Regions from separate parts of the Mus musculus genome. Here region 1 is linked to region 2. The links are chromatin loops, found by intact Hi-C in ENCODE. Cell type or tissue: left cerebral cortex. All regions are shown on one strand. Links, peaks and the distances in the headings refer to the core of each region. The heading gives the core; the rest is flanking DNA. Region 1 holds the start of Ifnab (interferon alpha B). Region 2 holds the start of Gm13274 (a long non-coding RNA gene).

Region 1 (12,297 bases), core at 2,638-10,637, 45 kb before region 2:
ATGACTGAGGGAAGACCCTCAAAGAAGCAGGGAGAGAGGATGGGATAGGGGATTTCTGGGGGGAGACCGGGAAAGGGGATAACATTTGAAATGTAAATAAAGAAAATATCCAATAAAAAACATTGATAATGTCTGAAAAGATGTAAAGAATGAAAAAGCCAAAGCAGATTTTTTTAAGAATAATTTATGGAACATAGAAAATTAACTGGATAATTATGTATTTGTTACACTGAAGAAAATATAAATCTGCTTAAAATTAAAGTAGAAAATAAGTTACATAAAAATAAATATTAATAAATAAATAATGTATATAAATCTGAATGGATGGAGAACAAATGTCTTTACAGATTTACAGAGCATTGCTCATTACTGCAGAAGCATCTAGGCAACTTGTTTCAATTCATGTCAAAATGACTGGTATCTTTGAGATGGTAGAATCTGGGCAGAGAGGTGCAGTGTCCTAGTCCAGGAGATTCTCTCCACTGGGTCTCAGACTCACTCCTTCTCCTCACTCAGACTTGCCAGCAACTTGGCTGAGGAAGACAGGGCTCTCCAGACTTCTGCTCTGACCACTTCCCAGGCACAGGGGCTGTGTTTCTTCTCTCTCAGGTACACAGTGATGCTGTGGAAGTATTTCCTCACAGCCAGCAGGGAGTCTTCCTGGGTCAGGGGAGATTCCTGCACCCCCACCTCCTGCATCAGACAGGTTTTCAGGTCATTGAGTTGCTGGTGGAGGTCATTGCAGAATGAGTCTAGTAGGGTTGCATTCCAAGCAGCAGATGAAGCCTTTGATGTGAAGAGGGTCAGCATCTGCTGGGTCAGCTCAGTCAGGACAGGGATGGCTTGAGCCTCCTGGATCTGCTGGGCATCCACCTTCTCCTGGGGGAATCCGAAGTCCTTCCTGTCCTTCAGGCAGGAGAGAGGGGAGAGTCTCCTCATTTGTACCAGGAGTGTCAAGGCTCTCTTGTTCCTGAGGTTATGAGTCTGAGGCAGGTCACATCCTAGAGGGCAGGTTGACCAGTAGCTCATCACTGCCAGGACCATTAGGAAAGTGCTGAGCCTAGCCATGGTGAATATTGCCAATGCTGCTGGTCTTCTGGGCTGTTTGGTTCTTATCCTTCCCCTCTAGGTTCTCTGAAGACCATCTTGGGTGAATGTGTCTTAAATAGGAGAAAAACACGAGTTTCTATTTTCTGAATGTCTTCCCCTCTCTTTCCAACTCTGTTTTCGCTTTCTTTAACTCATTTTCATTTTGTGTCTGGGCATTTTTTTATCAATCATTTTAGTTTTCATTATTGTGTCAACTTTCTCTGCTCTTTTCAACAAAGATATTTAGAACTTCTCCACTGAATGAATTTTCATTAACTTTCACTATATGTGTGTGTATGTGTGTATCATGTATATAAAATTTACTCATCTAATATAAAGAATGAAAATAATTTCACCCAAAATATGTTCTTAAAAGCTGTTGAATGGCTCAGTCATCAGTATTCTTACAGCACACACATGAGTACCTGGTTTCCCAGCACTCCTGTGAATTCAGGTACAGAATTACATATAACTAATCATGAAACTTGGGAAGAGAAGCAGACGGGTACCTAGAAATCAATGTCATCCCATCTAAGTAGGAGTTGGAGTTTCTTCGAAGTGACCAAAGGCAGTTGGATGCCTTTGAAATCACAGAGTAGGCAGAAGAAAGATATCAACGTTTTCTCTGTTTTTCCCCCCTTTTTATAGGGAAGGGTTCATTTGTGTGTTTTCTCTGTGACCTCATAGCACAGGGCTCAGATACTGACTTTGAAATCAAATCTTAATTTTTCCACTAAACCTCAAATATACCAAATATAAATAGCAAGTCTCATTTCTAATAAAATTAATCAGTGTGGTAGAAAGTCAAAGTGCATATGAAAATATACACCCACTATCCAAGTTGGCTTCATATCTAAGTATTACGCTTTTAGGAACAATTATTTAACCTGTCCCCTCTGTCTTCCTTGCTTCTTTGAAATTCGAAATGATGCTCTCACGGCTTGATGAGTTTCCTTTACTGTGTAGACTGGGCAGAGCTGTCATGGCACAGAGGCTCTTCAGAACACAGAAGTAGATGTTTTGTTGTTACTGTTATTCCCATTGGTGACTTGTTACAGTTGACGGCGCTTTGCTGATCGTTCTCTCTCTCAGGAACCAGGTCCTGCAAGCCATGAGGTTGTGTCTCATCGTTCCCTCAAAAACAGGATGAAAACAGACATCTCCCTTTCTGTCCACCCTGTGTGCACTGATGTCTACAGTGTCTCCAGCCTATAATAATCACCCCCACCCTGTCTATCTCCATCCCTATCTTCCTACCCTCCTCTTTGTTTCTCTGTGTCTCTGTCTCTGTCTCTCTTTCTCCCCCTCTGTGTGTGTGTGTGTGTGTGTGTGTGTGTGTGTGTGTGTGTAGTCTGATCCTAATATAATGCCATTTTCCAAGTACCATGTGACTTGTTGATGGGTTTTGAGTCTACTCACACTTTCTGCTTCAGAGTAGCATGGTATCTTTAGGTCTCCCTCTTGAAACTCACTGCCGGAAAATGCCCTTACCACATCCTGATGATGTCAGAACTCATACTGGATATGGTGTGTACTTGGTTTTCAAAAGCATAAATTCTAGAGGTCTGCTGTTCTTATGTTTACTGTGTTCACATGGAGGGATTTTTATCTCAGTAGAGACCCACAATCCCAGGAATCAGAGTGTAAAAAATACTTAGACAATGACAGCAAACCTGTATAAAAATACAGCTTTCTCTGTATTTTTGAAGACATTTTCCAGTCTTTCTTAATTTCATTCATAGGAATAAATACTAATTGCTCTGCCAAATGCTTTTTTTAATAACCCATACTTAATCATCAAATATTTGTTCTGTTTGAAATATCCGTACAGATGTAATGACACGCTGATGGTTGTACCTTTGGTTGTTGCTCAAGAGGAAATACAAACTAAAGGTGTTTATCTGCTTTGTTTGGAGTAAGGGAGGAGAGGTCTTGCATTCCCATCTCCATTCACCTCCAACTGCAGGGTAGAGACATTCAGACTATTTTTCCAGAGAGGAAGAACTTTATGTCCTTCAGTTGTACACAATTTTTCACTTAATTGTACTATACTTTTGAAGTGTTAAAATTAAATTGTGGAATTCTGCCTCACTGTCTTTTCATTATATTTATTTCATGATGATGTCAGAGAGTAAAATGAAACAAGTAGATAGTATGCATCCTAATGTTCATGACAGTTTATTTTTTTTCTTTCCTTTCCTTTCCTTTTCTTTTCTTTTCTTTTCTTTTCTTTTCTTTTCTACTTTCCTAGAGAGCAAAACACATATTTGGTTTTAGCGTGGGAACAAAATGTGATGTAGGTTGTCATGAAAGCAAAGAGAGGAAGTGGCTTTTGCTGTTTGCTGTTCAGATAGGGAAGCAATACCACTCATGTCAGTAATGTTCAATGTAGCCCTTGGGTAAGTCCCATTTTATGAATTTTTTCTTTGAAATGATAATATGAAAGTGCTTACTTAAGATATAGTGAAGTTTCAGTAAATGTGTTACAACATTACACTTAAAAACAAAATCATCAATTCTCGAATAACATAAAGGCACAAAGGGCAGTGGTGGGAGTTATTACAGTACCTGGCTGAATGCAGTATGGAGTTGTAGACCTCAGAATAGCAGAACACTAATATGAAAGCATTACGAGGACCAGTGCAATGAATCTGAAGTTGGTAGGTAAAACAGACACAGAGAAAACTCTTCACTATAGCGAGAGGCAAGGGCGTTATGAAAAGGATCCGGACAACCCAGGAAACAGCAAGAAGTTAGAAATGGGAAATCAGCACAACAAATAACATAAAATGTCAGTGCTTTTGCATAGCAAAGGAACTAATGGAAAGTATAAAAATCCTAAGGAGACACTCTTCTCAGCAACAGGGCAACAGTCGTCCTTCCACCCTCATGTTCTCCATGCTCTAACGGCTGGAAGTTCCCAGACACTCAGTCTAGAGGCATGAGGGAGTAAAAGAGCCTAGAAAGGCAGAGTTGGCCCCCAGAAAATCCACACACTGTCTTCATCCCTGCCTTACTCTCTGGAATCTTTCAGAAGCACAGCCAGATCTAGATCAAACTATTGTTTCCACTAGTGTTCTGCCAGAGACTTTCTCTTCCCTTTCCTCTCTAGCATGAAAACCCCCATTCCCCACTCCAGACACACTACCCGATCTCAGAATTGGCCCCATCTGAATTACACACTATAGTTTAGTATTTTCATTGTAGTGTACCTCCACATGCACCACATTCTTTAAACACTTTGCATGCTTCAGATATGCCCTTAAAGTGACCATTTGTAGCTCTTCCTTTATCTATTTATTTGAATATCCACAAGGCTTTGGGTTCTTTTTGACCACATAGTTGTACCTGGTCCTTGTTGAAGCCTTACCTGGATGTCTGCATGGTTGCAAACTTGAGGGAAATTGTGGATACTATTTCACTGATTTCCTTTTTTGCTTTTCTTAACATCTTCTTGAATTTGCACAATTCAGACTTTGTTCAGGCAATCCCATTCCACATACCTTCAAGTTCAGATGCCTTTATTCTGTTGTTTTACCTGGTCTGTCATCAGGGCCTCCAGATGTGCATCTACATGGAGTTCTTTGAGTCCAGTCTGTTTTTTGTTTCCGTGTCATCTCGATTTCCTCACCATCATTTTTACTCATATCATGTGTTAGCTTCCTAATATCATTTTTTGGTGTGCTTGCATGTTCGTCTATATTTCATACTGTCAGCTTGGAACATTCCTTTAAAATTGTTTTTCAGGAATCTCATTGTGTGGTTTTCATCTGGAGACGTGTGCTTTATTTTCTACAAGGCAGCTTTCAAAGGAAGCCTGGCTTTATTTTTTAAACTTCGCACCAGACTTTACTCATTCCTTAGCCTCTCCATTGAGACTGCCAGCTCCCTTTAGTGTTCCCACAGCCTTGAGGATCACGGCGATTCGATGGAGTCTACCTCTCCCTGGAACTCTGATAGTTTCAGACAGCAGAATCTGCTTCCATGCTCATAAGGCAAATATCACAAACTGCCACAATCATAACTTGTGGTACAACAGCATAAATCTTACCGCCGTTCTGTTTTGGTTTACGAAACATGGGTGTTCATATTGTTGTTCCTCCTATGGGAAGAGGTAATTAGTGGGAATTGAAAGCCTGCCACCGAGTAGGAGCCGGGATCAGAACCAGGGTCCTTTGCAGCCGTAGTCAGCACTCTTACCCACTGAGCCGCAGCCCCTAACCAGTACCCTCAGAGCTCCCTGGGACTAAACCACCAAACAAAGAAAACACATAGTGGGACTCATGGCTCTAGCTGCATATGTAACAGAGAATGGCCTAGTTGGTCATCAATGGGAGGAGAGGCTCTTGGTCCTGTGAAGGTTCTATGACCCAGTATAAGGAAATGCCAGGGCTAGGAAGCTGGAGTGGGTGGGTTGGTGAGCAGGGGGAGGGGAGAGGGGATAGGAGCTTTTCAGAGGGGAAACCAGGAAAGGGAATAACATTTGAAATGTAAATAAAGAAAACATCTAATAAAAAAAAAGAAAAGAAACCCATGGGCGTTGATTTTGCTTTCAATAAGAAGTTATTAATTACAGGAACTAAACAAAATGCCAAGTAAAAACATGAAAGAGTTGATTGTAAAGTGTAATGAAATATGAAAATAAATTTGGTGTATGGACTGTATAAATCTAAGTACATGAAAATAAATAGATGATAGGTAGATGAATAAAGAAATATCAGGTCAATCATCTCAGAGACTGATGTCCCTGGATAGGAATCTATTTCTCATATATATGTTTAACATTATTAAAGTACTTTCTAAATTCAGTTAAAGCAAATATGACCAAAGTGTAAATAGGAGTCACTTGAAATAACAAAGGTGTCAGAGCACCCGAGAACAATGGTTTCCAGAGGACCCAGGTCCACCTTTGCTTCATCAATTTGTAACATTCTTCTTGCAGAGCAGGGTCTGGCTTCCTCCTGGACAATCTCCCAGGCTCAATCACTGTATTTCTTCTCTTTCATGTAGAGATGGATTCCCCTGAAGTATCTCAAGGGCATTTGTAGGGCAGACCTCCCCATCCCATCACCTCCACAGAACATGCTGCAGGTCCTCCAGTTGCTGAAGGAGCTCAGCATGGAGTTTATCAGGAGGGCTGTATTCCAGCATCAGAGGAGCTGTCTCTGAGCAAGAGTTGGAGGGTGAGCTACTGGAGCCTCAACTGGAGCAAAGACATAACCTGGACCCTGTGGAACAGGATACCATTCACCATGTTCCTCTGGAATTGGAAGTCCATCTGTCACTCCTGCAAGAGGAAGAAGAGACTCTTCTCATTTGGCCCAGGAGCACAAAAGTCTTCCTGCTAAGCATGGGAGAGCTCTGAAGTAGCTCAGACACCAGAGGTCCAACAGGGCACAGCTGCACATCTCCAGGACGGCCAGTAGAGGGAGCAGGAGGGCCATGAAGAAATGAGGTTGCCACTGCTCCTGCTGAGCTGGGCCTGGGTCAGTCTTGGACATAGGTTCTGTGAAAACAACCTGTGCATGCCTGCCTTCTATGCAGCAAACACAATTGTCATGTCTGAACACTTTCCTACGGTTTACTTCTGTATTTTTGTTTGAATGTTCTCAATGCGACCTGAGATCATAAGCCTAAAATAATTTTGCAAGGTGAAGGTTCTCAGTAAACTAGATACTCCATTCTAAATGGAAATTATCATTGCAAAGAATTTGGTCTGTACTCAGCAGTGTGTATATGTATGTAGTCACTCACTTATAAACACATTCACGTTTAGTGACGTTTACATTTTGAAATAAAATTTATGATTCATTAAAAAAAAAACATTCACAACTACAGACTTTCTGCGTATTTAAACATTGGTCTGGTGTAGGGACAAACGTTTAGGCAGTCTTCACCTCTATTTTTCCACCCTTCTTTTACATGCAGAGTGATGCCCCTGAAGCTCTGTGCATTTCTGAAGCTATTCGTGACTTGCTGAACCATTCATGGCAAGGAGGCACTGGGAGCAAAGGGTGCTTGTTTTACTGTGAAAGTGACTCATTACTTTTAAAAGAGCTTCCCTGCGGTTTTTCTGCCTGCGGGAACACATTTGCAGGCCATGCAGTTGGGTGTCACTGGTCTCTCAAGGTCACTATTAACGGCCTCTGCCCTCTCAGCCTACTTCTTTCATCCTGAGGTCTAATGCTCTCCCTGCTGTAACCATCCTGAGTATGGGTTCTTTCTAGTTGTGTCTGAGTGCGACAATTCTAATCCTAAGGCAACGCTGGTTTCCCCTCACCCCATGGCTCATGCAGTGTCTCTCATCTGATCATCTACACCTCCTGATGGACAGTGATAATGTTTCTCAGCACAAACGATTTCCTATCACTTCAAAACTCTGGTTCTAGAATTGCTGTTCCCTTGTCCTTCCAGTGTATAAAACCCTCGAGTTTGTGTTAGCGTGAAAGGCTTCAATAATGACTCGTGTCACTCATAGAAAACTGTCAGGAAACCACAGAAGCTAAAACAAAAGTCGATTTTGTTCCATGGCTGAAAATAAAGTGTCCAAGTTGTCATAATTCTATTTTTATTAGACAAATTGCAAGGTCCAACCAACTCTGTTTTTGAAGTAACTCTATTTTGTGCAAGACCAGGGTCTAAACTCCAATTCCAGGAAGAAAATCAGAGTCCTCCTGAACAAGCATTCTATGGCAACCCCAACCCCAACCCCTTAGCAACAGCCAGTCAGGCTACAATAGCGGGGTCAAGGTACATACAAATAACTCAAGACACCCTGCAGAGAATAGGTAACTTAGCCACCCTTTTGTCAGGTGTTGTTTTTTTTTTTTTCCCTTGTGTTCGGTTTATGCGCATTACACCCAGAAATCCAGTTTTTATAGATTAACTTGCTGAAGCATATGGAAATTCCCCATGCTTGCTGTAACTACAATAAATACCCTGCACCCCTAGACTTGGGGTTCTCACTCTGACACGCTGCAGTAGGGACAGTGAGAGACCTTGCTTGCAAGCTCATATAGAGACCCTTATGTGTTTGCATCACAATTGGCTCTTCAGTCCCTGCAAGTTGGGCATAACAAAATATTTTGTATCTTGTAAATGCTGTATTTATAATCAATCTCCTTAAATCCTGAGGACTTACTATCTTTGACAATGACAATGATGGACTGATGTGTTACCTTCACTGCCAGCTAATTATTCACAAACTGGTGTCCTATGTGTGTTCATGCAGGCCGTCTGGTACACTACCCATGTTCCACACACACAATGACACCATCCTTGCTAGTTTGTCAGGGACACATTTGCAGGCCATCTGGTACACTACCCATGTTCCACACACACAATGACACCATCCTTGCTAGTTTGTCAGGGACATAAAATTTCTGTGCTTCAGCTGGGAAAGCTCTGTGCTCTAAACTTTTCCAGTGTTTTCAGCATGTGACAGCAGCTTAATGGTTGACACTTGTTTCCTTCTTCATTCAATACATACGATTTCATGGAGAAGTAATGAGATTACAGGGAACTAAGAGAAAGACTGAAGAGTGGAATCATTTTTCTCTATGTCTCTCCTATATGTTTTATTTATTTCTACTTTTTTAAAATAAAATAAAACTCCGTAGGAATTTTGTGGTCTAAAAGAATTTGTTGAAACTTCCGTTGTCATAAAGCTAAAGGAAGTGACCTTCACTTATGAAAGAGGGAAGTATCAATTGGGGAAACATGGTGGAGCAAAGCTGCGTGAGTCAAGACAAGAGCAAGGTGAAAGCTGCACTCTGCTGCAGAAGCCACAAAGACAGGTGTAAGCGGATGCTTCTGGCAGAGACTAGCCAGAGCTGCTCCATGCAGATCCGCTGCCTTTGTGAGGCCAGATACTTGTATTTTCTCTCATTTATGGGAGTCTCAAGTAGCTTTGAGGACAGAAGGGAGGAACCAGACTAGCTCATAAAAGACTGGTGGCCAGACCCCATTCACGATAAAACTAACTCCAGATGGCCAGACTGTATGTTAATAATCCTTCAAGGCCAAGAAAATACTATGTCCAAAAATCTAAACGATAATAGAAAGGGAATTAGATGAATTTTAAACTTTTGTATTAATTTTGATAACAATTAAGATGACATTAATATTTAAGTGATGCTAGTAATGGGACTTGTATTGCTGTGAGGTTTTTGAGAATATTCACCCTTATGCTTGCCTGGCAGGGGAGATACCAGGAGCTAGAGAATATTAACTCAGCCCTCTTGGTAACACTATTTGAATGATCTTCATTTATGCAACATCTTAGGGGAATTATTAATCTTCAAAGTTAAAACAAAGAGTTGAGATGTGGTTTGTCTGCAACAGTCCTTAAAAAGAAAGGAAGAATGGAAACATGAGAATTCAGAGCCCAGGAAAACCCATGGCATGAAATCTGGAGGGCAGAGGAAGAGGACGGGATAACAGCAGATTAAATAGGCTTTTTCTGTGTGTAAGAAATAATTCAAAATACCTTTTAGGTTTACTCCGTGTGTGTGTGTGTGTGTGTGTGTGTGTGTGTGTGTGTGTGTGTGTGTGTGTGTGTGTATGTGTGTGTGTGTGTGTGTGTGTGTTGGTGTACACCTGTACCATGGGTAGTTGAATGTCTTTATCTTTGTTTACAACTGGCATTAAAGCAGATTTTTCCCCCACATTTTTTGTCCCTGTATTATGAGTTTCTTTAGTTTTATAAGCTATTATGGTTTTACAGACATTTAGCAAACCTGTAACAAAACTGTCATGTCTGAAGTACTGTCCTCTCTGTGACAAATGCAGACTAGACTGTGTCACATGGAGCATCTCTCCTGGTCCCAGATGAACCTGTCAAAGCTCACATGTATCAAGAGCCATCCTGCTTGGGCCCCAGTGCTGTCACTGGGACTTGATAGATGCCTGTAGAGCTGGGATGGTGCCCTAGGGCTGGCAGTGATGAGTTAGTTTGCTTCATAGGAAGTCACAGTGAGTGGAGCTTATGAGGGCTTTTCAGTGGGTTCCACTGCAGTGGAGTTTCCTACTGCTAAAAGAGAAGACAGGCTGGACCTGGTGGTACAACAACACACAAATGTGTGGCAGGAGAGCTGCAAGTTCAAGACCTGTTTGGGCAACTTTGCAAACATTTGGAACAATTGTACCCTAAAACACTAAAGAATGGTCAATGGGATGGGGATATAGCTCCAGAGGAGAACATTTGGCTAGTATGTGTGAGGACCTCCTTTGAGTCACTAGTATTAGAATGAAAGAAGAATGAAAGAAAGATGAGAGGTTTAGACTGGGAGGTGTGGCTTAGTGGAAGAGCAATTCTCCACTCTGCATGAGGTGTCCTGGGCTCCAACCTTAGCGTTAGTGAGAAAGTGGAAAAGGAATGGAGGGTTGGTGTGTAACTTACTCAGGAGTGGGTTCATCACCAACACCACACCAAAGTTGGTGTGGTGGTTCATCTGTAATCCCACACCTCTAACAGTAGAGACATGAGGATTGAAGCCCAAAGTCATGTTCTGTTAGACAGTGAATGACTTTGGGTTCATTGTGATCCACATAAGATCCTGTCTCAAAATAAGAAAAGACAGCAAGAAAAAAAAATAAAGTTTTTGTTTACACATATGTACTCTTTAAAACTCCATAATGGCCAGGTCCATAATTAACTGTCACACTTTCCATAATTGACCTTATGCCACTCGCATTAATGACTAATGGTTCTAATGTATTTGTAGAGGTTTCATGCTCGTTGTTGTGTGGGCCCTAATCCTCAGGAACAGTTGTAAACTCAAATGTGCCTATTCAGAGCACAGTGCACCAAGCAGAAGGAAGAATGAGAACTGACCGAACAACCTGATTGAACTAGGTAAAGGCCATAAATTAACCTTCACAAAAGACTTTGCTGCCAAAAGCAGTTGTGATTTCTCAATAGCACTGTTGTTATTGTTGTTTTCTTCAACCACTTCTCACTAAATGTACTCAAAGTCTCTGACCCTCTGTACATGCATACACTATCTGCAACACACTTGTATTTTAAAGAAAGTGAATTATGGGTAGTATCTAAGAGCTTCCCTGGGATGCCTGGGTTCCATGAATAGCTTCTCTGCACTGTGATAATGTGCTGTTTTTTAGGGAAAACACACACACACAGGCATATGCACATACAAATGTGCACACACACACACACACACGCACACACACACACGGTTACAAAGGATGCTAAAATAACCTATAGAGCCCCTTTCTAATAGTCCACAGGCCCCTGTGACCTTAGTCACGCATGCTGGGGACACTGGCTGTTGGTGCCTTCTCCCTGGAACAGCAGTGGGCTCTCAGAAGCTTCTTCAGTCATCTCCATTTTCTAAATGAAAACTTTTAAATGGTTAACTCCACATAGCCCAGTGCTTGCTCCATCCCTCAGAATGCTCTTAGAAATGTTTCATTCTACTCTGCTTCCCTTCTGTGTTCTCTCACAGGACACATTTGCATTGTAAGCAAATAGACTTCCTGTGCTTTGTCTTCTAGTGGAGCAAAAATGAAGAAATACCTGAACAAGGGAAAGACGGGCTCCTACATCCTTAACCAATTCACTGGGGGTTGGCTTATGTGATTAAGGCTCTTTATTTAAATGTTTTCTGTATATTATTGGACATTAGTGGGTCTTGACCACTGCAACTCAGGAATGAGGAAGCTTCAGAATTCAAGTCATGGTCACAGTCATACTCTTGGTTCTGATCTTCTAAATGGTAGTTAATTCTATCTGGCCCTGCACATTGTTCTTTTCCTAAAAAGACTGTGTTCACTGAGTCATTGCAGCCACCATCCTGGGTTCCTTGTCATGTGGCATAGACACTGCTTATCAGAGCTTCAGCAAAAGGATCAATGTCTGGTTCTTCTATCAATCAGATGTTGCTGATTGAGCAGGTCAATACTCTTCCAACTCATCTCACCCACATCCAGTCCATCTTCTCAATTCTATAATTTTACAAATGCATAAAAAGTCAATGTTGCCTTATGAAACAAAATATAGCTACAGACAAGTCCAGGGCAATGTGTCAGTATGGAGACAATAATAAAACTTTCAGGTGTAATTCTTTATATAGAAAAAAAAATGACACAAGGAACAACAAAGATAGAAGTGGTCAGAATGGGACAATGTTATGCAATCACAAGGTCAGTCAAGCTTACACAACCAACAACTCGCCCCAAAATGGTTCC
Region 2 (12,297 bases), core at 1,618-9,617:
CAAAATGTATGGAAAATGAGTCTCGGATCCCATTCCCTGCAGCTGTGCGTTGGAGCTGTCTTCACCAGGGTGGACTTTAGTGCACCCTGATGAGATGGTGTGTTAGCCTCCATTGCTGGTCATTGAGATCTTCGCCAGTTGCAGAAATCTGTTCCGGGTGCTCTGTCAAATCTCTCCTCTTTTTCATAGATGATACCTCAATCAAAAATGCTGTATGTTTTGTTATTCCATTTTAAAAGTTAAACTTCTCTGTCTTTCCTTTCTTTACACAGGTATAATCATACTTGTATTTTCAAGGTGGTCCCTACATTGCAAAAATAATATTAACAGAATTATGATGGACAAAGTATACTCCAGGAATCAGAGACCCTCGAGATTAGTGCTGCCTGGAGTTTGAAAACCCCAGTATAGTCCTCAGAAGAAGTTCACGTTGGAATATCAGATTTTCTTTACATTTAACTTAAAATCTAGAATTTCATATATCTCAAATATTTACCCTTTGGTAGGCATGTAATTAAAGCCACAGGAGATCGCTTACAGGAAATATTATTTATTAAGTAAATTATTAAGTTAGCCTTGTGCTGAATGTCGTGCTACGTTCTTGACATGCTGGCCACACTTACAGAATCTTTGTGGGTTTCAGACTTCCCAGAGCTGAGCACAGGAGAGTCTATGAACAGCTAAAACACCAGTGTGTTTTTTAGGGATTGTCAGTCTTATGGCACACAAGTCTTATTTTCCAAACTTTTGTTCTTCCCCAAAAGATGTTACCAGATCATCTTGTCATCATTTAGTCTGTAACCCAGTCTTGGTTTCTTGGTATTCATAACATTATTCTCTCATCATCTGTTATAATGGCAGCTTTAATTCCCACTATTCACATGACACGAACATCATAAACATTTCAGGGGAAAGTTGTTTTGGGTCCTTAATACAGAGTTATTGTCGTGTAGACAGAGAGCATGTGGGGTCTTATTAGCCTTTAAAAAGTCTCTGTTTGCAGCATATTTAATATTCATGAAGAAATGGCCTTTAATCTGTAATGTTCATTAAAAGGCAGAGATTGGAAAAAAAAACCCAGCATTTTTCACACCATTATTAAATTCTACTCCCATAGCTGTAATAAAATTCCCTGACATATGAAACTTAAAGAGGAAAGGGACTATTTTGTTACATAGTTCAAGGATACGAATCCCTCATAACAGAGAGCTTCAGGCAGCAGGAACTTGAAGCACTCTATCATATTGCAGCCGGAGTCAAGAAGAAAAGAATCACTCACTTCTTTTTACTTGGTCTGGGATCCAAGCCCAGGAAACAGTGACACTCGCAGATAACCCCTAGAGGCGTGTCCAAGGCCTGTTTCACAGGTGCTTCTAGATCTTGTCAGTAGGAGTGATTAGTATGTCATCACCTATGAGGGGTGCTCACTACATCTTCCAGGAATCAAGGAGTCCTGTGAGATTAGCAACCTCAAGGAGACTGTCACCTCTGTTAAGCCCCACCAATTATACCAGTTGATTACAAAGAACCATTTCAGAATCTGTCAGTACTGCTGGCTCTAGAGCCATTTAACAAATTTATTGAATCAGAATAAAGTGTGTACAAGCAACACAGTCCGTGTTACCTTGCTCTGTGGGTGGCTCTGGTATATAACTGCAGTTAAGATGTATTGGTGGGAATTAGAGACTTCATGTAGAGTAAGAAAAACGCATTCCGGAACACAAATGCCCCCAGCTAATCATGTTTTATTTTTTAATTTCAAAATAAAAATTTTCCTGTGTCCTGGTGCTAGGTGTACAAGAAAAAGGTACATTTTCCATCTATATAATTTATACAAAGAATATTTAATCCAAATTTGGAATTAAAAATACCTTGAAAGAAAATGGAAATACTTTTTCATCCTCATAGTGTTGAAACATTAGTGCTGATTTTTTTATAACACTTAAGTATGTATTTTTAGATTTATTTATTTTATACAGATGTTTTGCTTCATGTATGCTTGGGCACGGCATGGGTGCAATACCCACAGAGGTCAGAAGAGGGCGCCAGAACCCCTGGGGCTTGAGTTAACAGATGGTTGGATTCTGGGAGTCTAACCCTCATCTCCTGAAAAACCAACCACTGCTCTGAACTCCTGAGCTCCATCTCCAGCACAGCATCAGTATATTTGTATTGGCAAATTATTAGTGTAATTACAAGAGGTTTAAGAACAGATTTACTTATTTGTTTAGAAGTTTCTAATACAGATGTTTATTTCTAGCATCATGTTTTAGGTGCTATACATATGTGTGCTACAAATAAAAGCAAATACAATGGAGGTTCAGTCACAACATTTTTTTTCTAGAAAAAGCCCCTGGACACTGTGAAGCTGCTGGGCGAGCTCCTGCATCTCAGCAACCCAGGGTGGTCTGACTTCTAGGTGTGAAGACATATTCCCGGGAATTACCTGTATAACAATATCATTTTGTTTTGGTCAAAAAGAATAGCATGATATTTACATACAAACATGGATTTTTAAATGTTAAATAGATCCAGAATAGCAGTGTCCCTGAATGTGTGTTGACAGCATCTGAGTGCATGTCGCAATTTCCTTTACGCATCATGGCTGCTCTTCACTGTCAATCTGAATGGGTTTAGAATCACGTGGATTAACGAGACACACCTCTGGGTATGTCTGTAAGGCATTTCAAGGAAGATGAAATGAAAACAGTAAGACTCCCCAAGTGTAGGTGGCACCATCCCATAGGCTGGGAACTGAGATGAGATTGGGGGTTGGAAAAATAAGTCTTAGTACCGGAATTCTGCTCTTTGCTTCTTGTCCACCACGAGGTGAACCAGTCCTGCACTACATGTGTTTGTCACTCACACGTTCTGCCCAAGTGACCATGCACTGAGTCCTTTGAAACCATGAGCCTCAATAAATCTTGCTCCTTTAAATTGTTTACATCAGGTATCTGGTCACAGTGATGCACAAGTATCCTTGCTAGAACATGAGTTTACAAAGAACCTCTGCGCTAACTCTGAGCCTCACTCCTAATCTCCTCTCATTTTCTTACATCTGCCCAGGTCACTACTAAACTAGCTACAACCAACACTGTGGAGTCGAGTTCCTGGGCTTCCTCAAGGAGTTGGAAGGTAGCATCTAAATCATCAGTATAGAGACAAGACCAATCTGGGATACTGAAAGTTTACTATCAACCACTAGCGCTATCTCCACTTGTGGGTCACATATAAGAAATACTACTGAATATCAGTTATTTACATTATGATTCACAACAGTGGCAAAGTTACAGTTATGAAGGAGCAATGAAATAGTTTTATGGATGGGGTCACCACAACACGAGGGACTGTATTAAAGGGTCACAGCCTTAGGAAGTTGAGAACGTCTGCATGAGAGCGAAGGGATTATGTAATTCACCAGACCCAGCTGGCCTCAGCATTCGATCTCAGCAATTGATCGCCATCATTTGTAAAATAGAGAAGACAGTGACCCCCAGACTGTTTTGTGCCTAAATCTCCCTCTGGTTTCCCAACCCCTTCAGTGGCCCTGGCAACAATAAGAAAACAGATAACTATAAAAATGTATGAAAGCATATGACTATCAGCTATTACCTCCAACTCCTCTGATTTCACTGAATGGCATTTTAATGTCCCCCGAGGGATCTCTATCCCCTCTGCCAGGCCCCACCAGGTGGCCTTGGGTACCAGGCCCATCAGGTTGCCCTGTGAGCTGCTAGAGCTTGACCTTTCTCTGAGTCAGGAGGCCCTCTTCAGTAATCTGTTGAGGGAATCTCTCACAATCATTTTTGCCACAGTTAGAGGCACTGATATTCCTCAATATTCCATCCTCCAGAGAAACGAACTCTGATTTTCATAATAATGTTATTTGCTATCCCATCACACATATATCCATATTTCCTAAAGGACTGGGGTGTTTTGTCTTTGTCGCCTGCAGGGAAAGATAAAGGATCCTCTGACTTTGAATTATGAGACTGGGTCACTTAGCTCCTTGAGAACTGGCTTTAGCTTATAGAACAAGATGCTGTTAGAAGGGCAGGGAGAGGTGACTGTGACATTTCTGACACACCACAGTCCTAGTTTGGGGGATTCATATTTGGGAAGATACCCCATATTCAAAGTGCATTAATTCTAATAATGCTATCTCCAGAGTACAATTAAATTTAGATTAGGCAAACATTTGGTGTCTTTAGAAAGAGAAATTCTAACTAAGACCTCGGTCATGCCTCTGAACCATTCAGTCTTTCCTCTGCACTCTAATTACTCTGAGCAGTACTTAGTCCTGGCATGGGATAGGCCAGGTTCTGTGAGACCCATAGAGCCAATGCTTCCCTATTGAGCATCTAGGATCATAATGGAAAATAAACCACTATCCGGAAATGAATCTTAAAAGGCTAGACTCTAATGCTTAAAGTATTAAGGCCTAGCACCCAAAGGGTGATGAAAAGTCTGCCTATCCATCTCTAGTAAGGCACATTCTATCCCCAATAAAAACTGGAAAGGTGGCTTTAGGGGGTCAGGGAGAGTAAAACAGATTGCCTCATCTCCTTTCCTATGTTCATGTGGCATGCTTCAGACCATAAGAAACATAAAACTCAAGCTGGGCGTGGTGGCGCACGCCTTTAATCCCAGCACTCGGGAGGCAGAGGCAGGCAGATTTCTGAGTTTGAGGCCAGTCTGGTCTACAGAGTGAGTTCCAGGACAGCCAGGGCTATACAGAGAAACCCTGTCTCGAAAAACCAAAAAACCAAAAAAAAAAAAAAAAAAAAAAACCAACAAAAAAACCCATAGAACTCCTGGCCACTGGACTCCAGCTTTTGTTAGTGATCCAGGTGGGATAAGAGTGGGATATTTTCCTCCCCACTGCCTGGAAGGAAGTCTGCCTCTTCTTTCCTATCACATCTCAGCGCATACGCATATGTAGAAAGTTCCAAGTGGCACCCAGCATTGCTATGTATGGAACTTCCACCTTTGACTGTTAAAAAACGGGTAGGCACAGGATGTGAGGAGTGGGTAAAAGAAGGCGACTTCTCTGTTTTCTCCCACAAAGGAGGAAGAATGACTAAATGAGCTTTTAGAAGTTAGAGGAAGCAAGGAGGGGAGAGGAGACTATATAATTTATAGATGTGAGATAAAAATCAAGTACCTTCAAGTAACACAGGCTAAGCCACAGGAAAAGATTTGGATTCAAATATAACGACACAGGGATGGATCCAAGTCACATGGGTCCATCTTCTGTGTAGGGAACTTCGAAGTCAGCTCAAATACCTCCAAAAAAGTTCTCAGCAAGCCGGGTGGTGGTGGCGCACGCCTTTAATCCCAGCACTTGGAAGGCAGAGGCAGGCGGATTTCTGAGTTCGAGGCCAGTCTGGTCTACAAAGTGAGTTCCAGGACAGCCAGAGCTATACAGAGAAACCCTGTCTTGAAAAAACAAACAAAAAAAAAAAAGTTCTCAGCAAATAGGATATTTATTTGCCTTAGAAGGACAGAGGGCAGGGATAAGGGACAAAGAGAGGAGAAGGGGAAAGGAACAAAGGAGACAGGGATCAAAGAAGAGGGGCATTTGTCCCAGAGGGGAGGGGGAACAAAGGACTGCCTCTGGATAGAGAAAGATATGGCACATAGAAAAATGGAGGGTTAGAAGGGGGGGGGTAGAAAAAGATAGAAACCCTGTATTAGGATGAGGTGTTTAATTTTAATTAGACATGTTAGTTAGGTGAGTCAAAGGAGGCCTTTGATAGCTGGGCCTTAGTAATCAGCCTAAGGAGGAGGATTGTACTTTGAAAGAAAAACTATAAACATGTTGACAGGAGCATGTGTCAGAGCTGGATCTCATATCTCCATTAAGGAACATGAGAGGCATGGCGTGTGGGGGGGGGCAGGAAAGAAAGTGGGGAAAGAAAGAGGGAGGGGAAGGGGTCTAAAGAGCAGGGGGAAGAAGAACAAGAAGACAGGAAGAAAGGGGGAGGGGGATAGGAATCCTCATCCCACAATGCCCATGGAATGAACAGCATATTCTCCAGCCATGATCTAAGAGTCTGCCACTTTTGAAGGCCCACAGCACTACACAGAACCAGCACCCAGGGCACCAAGGCCTTTGGAGTGCATTTTGCGTGCAAACTATAGCATCCACTCCATGGAAGCTGGCTCTGCTGTGTTCTTGGGTATCATTCTTCCCCTTCGATCGCAATAGCCTCTAGCCCTGTGCAGAAATCCCCACGGTTCCCTTCTCACCCGCTCCACATCAACCTGCTCTCCTCGTTAGAGCAGCTGCTTTCTTTCTCGTGGTGTTTTCTGGCTGTCATTTTCCGTTTAGATATACACAACCACCAACTGAAAGCAAAAGTTGAAAGTTGTGGCTTTTTTTTTTCTTTCAGAATTTCCATATATGAAAGACTACTCCCATTTCCTAGTCAACATTCAGTATTTTTGGAAACAAGCAATTGCCCTTGTTATGAAGTAATGCAATGGACATTGTGGCAAATAGATTTTCTAGTCACTTCACACTAGCATCCAATAAGATCCTCCTAAGGGATGAGAGACACCTGGTGGGTAAGAAGTGCAAAACCCCCAGTGATTTTCTAGTCTGTGCAGAACTCCATCTCCTGGCAGACTTTTCTCCATGGTTAAATGAGCTCTTCCTTGAGGGGAGAAAAAATAGCCCTATTATTGGGCAGAGCTGTGCCTTTGGCTTTCCCATCTTGGAGAAAGAACATTTGGATTCAAGGACAGCACACTTTCAGTGATGGGCAGCCTCATAAAGAAAGTGGCAACCCGTGCTCCTGGGTTCAAGCTTGCTCTGCCCAACTGCATAAGCACTGAGCACACACTAGGAGCAGGACAGCCTGGCAATCTAAGCATGGACCTGCATGGGAGGGTAGGAAATACAACTGATGGCACATCCATTCTTAAGTGTAAGCTGCCAATTTTAGAAATTGATTACTATTGTCAGAATGTGTTGTTTGACTTCATAGTCCAGAGAAAATTCTCGATTCGTCTTGAATAGTGACTTTGCATTCTTTCCACATCTGCCTCTTTTCACAAAAGAAGAAAATATAAACAGACAGACATAAGGAATTTCAGAGAAGGGGATGATTGCCAATTGGTGGATGTGGTAAGAGGAATGAAGGAAATAGCTGTGATACTCTAATTGAGGAATTAACCAAGAAATCTACATCTGTGAGGATAGTTTGGGTAAGGAGTGGCTGCAGTATAGGAGGCATCACTCCATCCTGGGTTACAGATGACACTTTAAAATTGCTTCTCTCCACATTCGGGAGTTAGGAAACTAAGGTCTGCATCAAATGGGTTTTGACCTTTGCATTTTCTTCTATCCCAGGGACCAGTTTAAGAAAATGGAAACAAGCATCTCATCTCTCCACTGCTTCTCTCTGTGATAACCTTCAGGTGTCTGCTTGCTATTTCCCTTTTAATGTAACTTGCTTTTAGTTATTAATTATTATTATTATTAATTATTGGCATAAAAGTTCTGGGATTTGGCCCTGTTCTGTTATCTTTTCTTGAAATTTTCCACCACCATATTCTCACTCATATTCCAAAGTTAATAACTTGCTAGAGACATAAAGTATCAGAGAACGAAATGTGAGGGTCCAACATACCAGGAGGTAGCTAAGGAAGAGATCCACTGTGTGCCAGCCAGTTCCCACAAGTCCCACAATATAGCAGAGCCACTTCATCCCTAGAGGTGTCAGAGCTCCATTAATGAAGGCAGTACAGAAGGGCAGGCTATGCACCGAGATGCCTGTGGGTGGGGCCATAAGATCATAATGCTGTACTGTCTGGGAGCAACTGAGGCTTACTAAGGTCAGTGATGACATTGTGATTGTGACCAAGCTTCTGCCCTTAACGATGCTGAGCTTCAAAACCCATCTTGTGAATATCAAGGATGTCCCAAGGAGCACAGAAATACAGTAAATTAACAGAGCTCTGCCCAAATGACTAAACCTAATGAACTGGAAAGGAATCCAGGAGCTTGCTACATCCACTCCAGTAGTGACTTGCTTGACAGGCTCAGTGACATGTAGAATTGCCTCTAGTATTGTAAGAGAGACCGTGAAAGAAATTAGGCATTACTATCTACTACATAGAGTTAGAAATCTCAGGGCAAGCTTAGCAAAGTAAGTTTAGAATTCTTATTATAGTTATCTATGGCAGACTACATTACTTATTAGTAGAAAGTTCCCCCACACTATCACTTAGAATAAAAGCCAAGTCGCTCCCATATACAGCAATTTACAATGGTTTAGGAAGTAGATCCGGCTGTGGTTTAAGGAGGAACTGGAGTATTGCATTATTCATGAGAAGGTTAGCTAGAGTGGAACTCCCTAATTAGAACTATGGCTTGGACATGAAAGTCCTTGGCCTGGGAGTGTAAAGACCTCACACCTGGCTTCTAAGAATATAGCTGACCTTAGATAGAGCTGACTTTGTCTCAGTTGTTTTATTGCCCAGTTCCTGCTAGTCTTTGTGTTTGCATTCCTCTGTTTTGTGTAAGAGTCATTAAGTATCTGGTAACCTCATTTGTACCTAACTTCCCTATTTTCTTCTGTATAAAAAGTTTGATGCTTGATTTGACATTACATTCAGATACAGCACACTCCCTCGTGTCTGTATTTATTTGTCATTTCTCGCCAACTCTTTGCCCACCTGTCCAGAACCCCGAGTTCTCCTGTGGATTGAGTGGGGCCCTACTGAGGCCAGTCTGCAGCAGGAGGTGATATGTATCTGTATACATACTTCCCTGTTCAGAGGAGACAGCATCAGAAAAAGGAAACTGAGCTGCCAGAAATTGAAGTAAATGCCATAGTAAGAGAAAAAGTATCCTAAGAGCCCAGTGCATATAGAGATGACTAACACATCAGCTGGAATTGCTTTCAGGAGACAGAATAATACCAATGAACAGCACTGAGTCATTTATTTTGGTCATCCTAATCAGAATATCAAAATGTTTGTTGACTGCACAATTTTCCATAGAGACAGGGCAGGGCCATCAGTGTCTCCACTGTGGATGACAAAAGAGTCCAAAGAATCATAGGAGAACTGGAAAGAAAGAAGGCTAAAGCACTTTGTACTGCAAATTTCTATTTCTTTCCTAAGAGCCTACCTGGGGTGGGGGTGGGGCAGTCCCCAGCGGCACTTCTTTGTTTGGTTCTTCTTGAGGCAGCAGAGGGGGAAGAGCAGTCAGTAGAGGTAAGACTGGTCTTAGGAGCTATTTAGGGTTGATGTATAATAATAAAACACTTATCCATCTTACATCTAAGTCGCTATGCTTCAGTAGCTGACCAGCCTTCTCTGAGTTCCTCTGAGGGGAGAAACTGTTTAGCACCTCATCATAAAACAGCAGGGGATGAAGTGAAAAGATTTTATTGTTGGTGCTCCTTTCTCTGGTGAGTCAGCCAGAAGCCTCTCTGGATAAGCTTGTTAACTCTTTGTGAACCAGAAAGGAAGGGAAGGAAAAGAATTAAGATGCTGTAAACAGGCAAATATGCACAGGCACATATATATTCAAACATTCATATCCCCACACTCTGGCTGGGCCTGACTGCCTGTCACAATCAACGCTACAAGTATTCATGCATGCTTACAGACATACACACATACCTACACACAAACATATACATGGACGGATGGACAGATGGACGGATGGACAGATGGACGGATGGACAGATGGACGGATGGACGGATGGACGGATGGACGGATGGATGGACGGATGGGACAAAGCTCACCAAGACAATCCATTCAACCAACAACTTTATTTCTTTTCTCTGGTCTTTTTAATACTACCTTGGACAAAAAGTTCTTTAGAAAATTACCTCAGAGATAAAATGTTGCATAAAATGGTAGTTGCAGAAGGATGCTGAAACTAAGTTCAAAGCAGTGTTTCACTATAATATAATCATTAAATGTTCAAAGCAACAGGTTTTTCATAGCCTTGCCTTATCATAGTGCACACCTGTGGCTTTATCCTTGGACTTAAATGTTTTTCCTTAAACACATTCCTTAAATTTGTCCCAAGTCTATTTCTCATTTTAGTATGATTACAAAAGCTCATTGTATTTCTTATCATGAAGCCTTTACTCACTACTCTGAGGAGTGGGCACATTCTATTTTCGATTCTAAATTTACCACATCTTTCTAGCAACATCTCTAAAAACTTTCTTCCTAAAATTATTTGAATCAAATCAGGAATTCTATAGAATTATTATATAACATCACTACCAGACAGTACATCTTCATTGTTCTACAGAGATCTGCTCAAAGGGATGATATATATATATATATATATATATATATCATATTAATAGCAGGAATCTTCTCTAAAGTGGATTTCTCCTGGGCTTGGCCTACCAGAGCAAATCTGTCATAGACTTTAATCCAAAGCAGACTCATCTCAGGAAGATCACCTGCTAGTTTTTAGTTTCTATTTTAGCTCCTGACAGGAGCCAAGTCTTCAAATGCAAGCACCACCAATTGAGAACACTTTGCAAAAGAGAGAGAGAGAGAGAGAGAGAGAGAGAGAGAGAGAGAGAGAGAGAGAGAGAGAGAGAGAGAGAGAGGAGAGAGAGAGAGGGGGGGGAACACGTTGCTTTATTTTGATGGAAAAGATAACCAAGCAAAACAAAACTCCCTTAGCATCAGGCACACCAAGCTCAGGGACTTAGGACCCTCTGCTTTCAGGCTTATAGGTCTAGAGTGCCAGTCGCTCAACACCCAGCTGCTAATGTTACAGCTCTGAGCTTGGGGTGTTGGGACCCTCAGCTCTTAGTTCTACATAACTCCTTAGGAGTTAGAAACTCTCCATCCCTGATAGCTGGGCTTCTTACTCACTGGCAATGGGCAATCTATCTTGATCCTCAACCTATCCTTGATAGGTTCATAATTAATCATTTTCTGTTCTCTTATTTTCTCTGTCTTTTGTTTCTCAAGCCTTTCTATAGACATAGCTTTTTTTTCCTTGTGCTACAGCTATTTTTTTTTCAATCTTTCTTGAGAGGAAATATGTAAAATTACTATTCAAAGTAGAGAGGGATTTACTCTGATGGTCACAGCTGCAGTAAGTACTACAGTGGCTTTTTCAAGTAATGTGCCAGGGAAATATTAGTGATCCTCCAAAACACACACAGGAGCCAATCTGATGCAACTCAGGGTCACAGCAGGGTGTTTACTCCATTCAAGCTATCTCACCATGTTTCCCCCCCCCCCAACACTTCATGAAGGACAGTTTCTGTGGTAGGGAATCCCCGAATGTCTATGGGGCAAGGCTTTATAGTAAGCAGCAAGCAGGGATTACATGTGCAAGCATCTAATTGGAAAGCTCCTGTGTCCTTTAACATAATCAGCTGGTGCTGGGAGTCACATCATAAACTTAACTTCTGCTCCCCTCTGCATTGGTGGTCATTAGGCAGCGGGGTGGGCTTATAACCTGGGGGTGCAGGTTTGTTGGGGGAATAACTTGGAGACACTGGTCTTGTTGAGGGTGTAACCTAGAAATACTGGTCTTGTTGGGAATTGGCTTAGATACTGGAGCTAGGCTCAGGTTTTGTTGGGGGGCAGCTTGGTGCCATGCTAGGTGCCAGCCTGTTAGATTACCTGAGTTCACACTTAGGTCAGGTTCTCTAAAATGGAGTCTGAACTTAAAAGCTTTGGCCTCTCATTTCTATCCCCTCAAGTCCATTCCTTGTTGTTAAGGGATCAGAAATGGAGTTTCCCATTTTTTTAGTGCACTATAGTCCTATATAACTCAAATTGTCTTTTGCGGGTGGCTTACTGTGATTCGCTGTCTCAGAGGCTCCTGCATCTTTCCTTGCTCTGGGCTGGAGGCTCTGGCTGCTTCTGAGCCTCTCCAGTCTTTCTGGACATCCAGCCAAACTTAAAGAATGGATGCTTTCTCTGATTCATCCCTTTGTCTGCCTCTCAATTAGACACCACTTTCAAACATGGGTGGTTGCATCCACAAACTAACTTTACCTTCATTATTTGGGATTAAAGGTGTGTATAAGAGCATGTCTGTATTCCAGACAGACAGATTAAAGGTATGTGTTAAGACTGAGCCACGCCACAACTAGAAACAACATTTTAAGCAAATAACGTGATCTCAGGGTTCACAGTGTAATCAAATATCCTGCAACAAATGCAGCGAAGCACTCCCTGGACTGGGTCAGAATCCCCCTGTTGTTTTAAATTGATGATTGTCTTGAGGAAAACTGGAAGAATTGTTGAAGAATCAGTTGCTTGATGGGCAGCTTCTGCCTCCCGTG

What was found. Hi-C counts contacts between places; a loop is a spot of excess contacts. Peaks named below come from ENCODE experiments on the same cell type or tissue, not always from the same donor. Only the 100,000 strongest peaks of a DNase experiment are listed, where the experiment ranks them.
Region 1: a loop joins it to region 2, with 2.5 times the contacts of the local background. A loop is called at or near these places in 9 of 42 quality-filtered maps.

The regions. Positions count from the first base shown.
Region 1 is chr4:88,690,160-88,702,456 of GRCm38, forward strand. Ifnab (interferon alpha B) reads right to left here and starts at 1,109. Exons shown (of 1, transcript NM_008336.2): 1 at 440-1,109. The coding sequence starts at 1,068. The coding sequence ends at 496. In left cerebral cortex, for the core only: a CTCF peak has its summit at 6,506 (motif pointing right); a DNase peak (open chromatin) is centred at 6,516.
Region 2 is chr4:88,736,612-88,748,908 of GRCm38, forward strand. It overlaps Gm13274 (a long non-coding RNA gene), which reads right to left and starts at 8,106. Exons shown (of 3, transcript XR_390699.4): 1 at 7,638-8,106; 2 at 6,253-6,351; 3 at 1,699-2,446. In left cerebral cortex, for the core only: CTCF peaks have their summits at 2,030 (motif pointing right) and 6,572 (motif pointing left); DNase peaks (open chromatin) are centred at 2,044 and 6,649.